Linked DNA regions of Homo sapiens: region 1 is linked to region 2. A link is a loop called in an ENCODE intact Hi-C map of the cell type or tissue named here. Cell type or tissue: endothelial cell of umbilical vein. All regions are shown on one strand.

Region 1 (2,500 bases), 160 kb after region 2:
CAAGCAGAAAGAGTTCAACACTTGCTGTTCATAACTGGACTGAAAATTTAACGTAAGGCTCTGTTGCCGTGCAAGTGGAATCTCTTCCTCTAAGACTGACTTTCACATGCCAGGGAGAGAAAGATCCATGACTAGTACACTGGAATCTGGTTTTGCTACATTCTATTCACAATCCCAAAGAAATGCTATTTCAATGCAAGACCAGATGTTTGGCCCATTATTCCAGCAACTCCCTTTGACAGGACGATTTACCCTGCTACAAAGAAGCACAAGATGTGGTGTTGCTTAAAAAGTCCTGTATGTGAGGAACTCTTTCATTTTCTTGGGGATTGGCAGTGCTAGGACTTGGTAAGTTGTTAGGAAACTTCGAAGGGCTTTCCGGCATAAGTGCTTCAGTGAGGACAGGACCCTAGGAGCTGTCCAGAACTGGACGTGGCCATCTCTTGTCCTAAAATGAAACAGAAACCGATGCTAAGACAGAGCTTGGATGTTCATGTTTTCATGAGGATGAATACTCATGTTTCTGTTTTGACTGCAAAGAGCAGGAGACTTCGGAGAGTGAAATGTAACCCTGACTGTGGAAATGGATGTAAAATTGTGGTGCTGAATAATTAAAGCTGCTGATAGGATTAGAAAAACTCAAGACACCTGTGATACCAAAGCGCTCTCTCTGTCTCTCTCTCGGCACAGCCCTTTCTAAATCTGACCACAGTTAGTTCAAAAGTATAAGGGGGAAGAGTGCCACCTACTGAATTATAGATGTTACCTGTAAAGTGGTCTTTTAGCCCTAAATGGTTTCCCATATATTATGCATCATCTCAATTTTATTCTCCCTTGTGAACTTGGCCCATTAGGTGGCATGACTTACAGATCTTTAATTACATTTAGGTTAAATATTCAGAGAAAATGGGACACCGTTATTAGCAAAATCGATCATTTGAGTTTTATATAATCTTGAATTGCCTTAAAGCTTTCCTCATAGGCAAGAAAATTCTAGATGGTTTCTTTCCTTAAAAAGCTCCATGGTATACTCAGCAGAAAGCACCACCCATCTGTTCAGCTAACAAATACATACCCTGTGGCAATGACTCCACCATGTGGAAAAAATGTGCAGCAAAGCCCATTGGTCATAGGAGCAAATGCAATGGGAGTTTTCAGTTCCAGGGCCCAGATCCTGAGGAGTCTGGATGGGGAGAGAGAACATCTGGATATTAGCTGACCCAGGGCCAGACCAAGAGGGCCTTGCTGCCATTACTTGCAAGCACTTGTTCTGAGGCCATGTAAAGAGAGTTCTCTTCGTTACCTGTCATCTGCCACCGTGGCAAGGTACAAGCCTTCTGGAGAGAAGCACACAGATCTCAGTGAGCTAATGTGGACGTCACTGTCATCCATGGCGGGGTCAACCTGGGTGTGGCTGGGAAGGAAAGAAACAGGATGGCAGGCCTGGAGTGATGGCTGCTCTCCACCCTCCATCATCACCCTAGGCAGGAAGCCAAACTGCCCTGGCTACAAAAGGGCTCAAGATGCATTGTGTGCCCCTCGTGGAAAAGCTTGGGATTTGCACACTGGGAAAAAAAAGGGTATCTCAGAAGGCTCCAGGTGTCCTGTGGATGAAGGGTTACTAACACTTCCTTGTGCTAATTTGCTTATGCAAAGTAGGTCAGCCCTCACTTTAATGCCACAGTAGAAACTGCAAGTCTTTTTTAGGCTAAGATACATGATAATTATAGGACTGCCTATTATTTGCTTCATAAAACAACAGACACAAAAGGAAAAAGGAGACCAAGTTTGTGAGAACATGAAACTCATTTTGGAAAGCACAGTTTCGATAAGAGGCTCTTTCTGAACTTGTTACTACAGTTATTAGTAAATGGAAATAAAGAGTCATATTGAGGCTTCATAATGCTGATTCCGAAGAAGTACACACAGCCACCTGAATCAGGAGACTGGAAGACACTCAAAGCTACTTGAGAGGGCTTAATTGACAAGGCATCACTAAGAAGCAATGAACCAGGCCAGGCGCAGTGGCTCATGCCTATAATAGCAGTTTGGGAGACTGAGGCGGTGGATCACCTGAGGTCAGGAGTTTGAGACTAGCCTGGCCAACATGGTGAAACCCCATCTCTAATAAAAATACAAAAATTAGCCAGGCCTGGTGGCGCACGCTTGTAGTCCTAGCTACTCGGGAGGCTCAGGCAGCAGAATCGCTTGAACCCGGGAGGTGGAGGTTGCAGTGATCCAAGATTGCGCCACTGCACTCCAGCCTGGGTGACAGAGCGAGACTCCGTCTCAAAAGAGACCCACTGTGCCTTTTTATCCAGCTTGTCCCCTCCCATGTCCCAGATTCTAAAAGAGACATGTCTAATCCCAGGCAGGTTCCTCATCAGTCCCCCCACAAAAAAGTCATAGCAGGGATTCAGTCCTTACTGGAGTGACCTCAGCCTTTCGCCGGTGTAGGGGTCCCACATAATCACATTGGTATCGTAAGAAGCCGTGACAA
Region 2 (2,500 bases):
CGTTTTTTTGCATTTCATTTCCCTCGCAAATCATCTTTATTCTATTTCACAAAAGTATTGGCTGCAAAATGTCAGAAAAGATAAAGCTGATTCTTTCTTTACCGCAGAAGGCGGGAAAGGCACTGACCCTTCTACTCGGTGAATTTCAGGTATTCATCTTAATCTACCAACATCTCTAAATAAATTATTTTCCAGAATGGTTCCTTGAGTATCATGACAATGCTGAAGTGAGTGTTAGATTTTTTTTTTCAACTTGTTTTGAGACAGGGTCTTGCTCTGTTGTCCAGGCTGGAGTGCAGTGACACAATCATAGCTCACTGCAGCATCAACCTCCTGAACTCAAGCAATCCTCCCACCTCAGCTTCCCAAGTAGCTAGGACCACAAGCGTGTGTCACCACACCCAGCTAATTTTTTCATTTTTTGTAAAGGTAGAGTCTTGCTATGTTGCCCAGGCTGGCCTCAAACTCCTGACCTCAAGCAATCCTCCTGCCTTGGTCTCCTAAAGTGCTGGAATTACAGGCATGAGCCACAGTACCTGGCCCGATTGTAAATATCATTCTACAGATGGGGAAACCAGGCCTTGGAATTGCTGGAATTGTGCCCGTGATCACACAGATAAAGCAGCATCGGGATCGTGATTTGAACTCAGGACCTCTAGTTCCCAGTCCCGTGCTCTCTTCACGATTCTCTGCTGAAACAGACCATCAACGGTTGAGAAGCACAATTAGAAAAGGGCCTTTGTATGGCTTCACCCTGCCAGGCGGCCTAATTGATATTTAGGTCGACCTCAATTCAAGTCCATGCAGAGCCAAACTGAAGAAGAAGAAGAAAAAAAAAAACCCAAAGGTTCCATCTTCAAATAAAGAAACACAGGACTTTTGGAAATAGCACATCTAAGCCGAGCCCACCGTCTGACTCTGCACTGCCCAGGTGTAGAATGAGGTCCCCTGGGCCTGGGGTTAGAGGGATCACAGGTTGCGGAAATCCGACGGAGCTGGAGCCCGGAGGTGTAATTTTCCATCTCCACACCAGGGGGCAGCCTGGCACCTTCCACGACAGATGGAAAATTTTCCGGGCCTTGGCCCATCCGAGCATCCGCAGCGCCTTATTACTGTACTCTGTATTAGCATGGCGGTAAATTTAGCAGCATAAACAACAACAACAAAAAAAATCAAAAAGTCAAGACATGTGACAGAGCTAAAAATAATTGTGTCTGAAATCCCTAATGTGAAATGGGGAACTTTTCACTCCGAATCTAAACCCAAATCCAACCCAGAGACCTCCGGGAACGTCCTGGCCGTTGGGTTTGACAGAGCTCCAAATCCTCACCCCTTAGGTGCTATTTTTTTTTTTTTTTTTTAAGAACGAAAGCGGAGTCCGTGAAAGCTGGGAGGGAATGCAGGACACCATGGGGGCCTTCTAGGGACCAGGCCCTTGCAAGAACCATCCCTGGTGTAAACCTCGCAGCAGCGCCAAGGGAAGGGGCTTGGCTCTCAGCCCATTTTACACACGAGAAAACTGAGGCTCAGTAATGGAACAGGGCTGGCCTTATGGTCACACACATAAAGAGGCAGGCTCCAGAGCCCTCTGTGTCCCTCAGGACTGCCCGTCAGCACCCCATAATCGCTGCCTTCTCCCTAAAGGTACACATGAGCAGCAAAGAGCTCCAGCCTTTGAACTTGCTTGTCCCACCGGCGAGAGCTCTTCTGTCAGCTTTAGGCATAAACAGCCCTTTCCGTTCCTTCAGGTGTCACCTCTGCCCAAGCTCCTCTCAATGCCACCATCACGCCGCCCTGCTTTCTTTCCTTGGTGGCACTTTGCTATCTCACAAATCATCCTGTTTATTGGTTTCCATGGTTACGCCTCCCCCCCACCACCACCACACACCCATCATGTCAGCTCAAGAGAGCACGGGCTTTGCCTGTCATTTCCCCAGCGTTCAGATCCGTGCCTGGCATACAGTCGGTGCTCAATACATTTTTCTTGGTCTTTCAATAAACCAACATCCTTGGTGGTTAAACGCCAGGCCACTAAAAATAAATCCCAAGTCCTTTTCCAAGCGGGCACAGTGCACCTGCAGGACCGGGTCCCTGGTTGTGTTATTAAGGTTCTCGGGTGAGCAGACCCCGTGCGGGTAATGAAATCGCGGCAGCCACAGCCAGCAGCCCCGACGCCTTCCCGCCGTTGCCAGGGCGACCATTGTCATAACATCCCTGGCGCTTGGCGGCCCAGCTGACGGGGGAGAGAATTATTTGACTGGAGAACGTCTCAAGTAACCGGCCAATTTGCATCCACAAGAAAATCCCCTGCTGAGGGAGGGCTGGAGGCCTGGGAGAGGCGCCCTTCCTTCTCTCCCCAGCCCTGGATCCCAATGAGAACCGGATCCCTGAGGCCAGGCAGAGGGACCCAACAGTCTGGGGCAGTCCCGCCGAATGCTGGAACACAGGCAGCTGCCTCTGCAGGAAGGAAGAGCCCCCCTCTCCGCTGTCTCACTATTGC

Evidence for each region. A loop is a pair of places that touch in the nucleus more often than their neighbours do. Peaks named below come from ENCODE experiments on the same cell type or tissue, not always from the same donor. Only the 100,000 strongest peaks of a DNase experiment are listed, where the experiment ranks them.
Region 1: it touches region 2 in a loop (17-fold over the local background); 61 of 110 quality-filtered maps call a loop at or near these places.

Annotation. Positions count from the first base shown.
Region 1 is chr12:118,033,911-118,036,410 of GRCh38, forward strand. It overlaps WSB2 (WD repeat and SOCS box containing 2), which reads right to left. Exons shown (of 9, transcript NM_018639.5): 6 at 2,428-2,500; 7 at 1,304-1,414; 8 at 1,076-1,183; 9 at 1-448. The coding sequence ends at 286. It also overlaps a transcript of RFC5 not described here. Among named protein-coding and RNA genes, the nearest start is that of RFC5, 18 kb to the left of the region's middle. RefSeq lists enhancers at 1,703-1,762, 1,773-1,822. In endothelial cell of umbilical vein, a CTCF peak has its summit at 1,543; no DNase peak of the experiment used is centred here; H3K27ac peaks cover 554 bases.
Region 2 is chr12:117,873,991-117,876,490 of GRCh38, forward strand. All of the region lies in intron 1 of KSR2 (kinase suppressor of ras 2), which reads right to left. Among named protein-coding and RNA genes, the nearest start is that of KSR2, 94 kb to the right of the region's middle. RefSeq lists an enhancer at 1,072-1,872. In endothelial cell of umbilical vein, a CTCF peak has its summit at 1,028 (motif pointing right); a DNase peak (open chromatin) is centred at 1,021.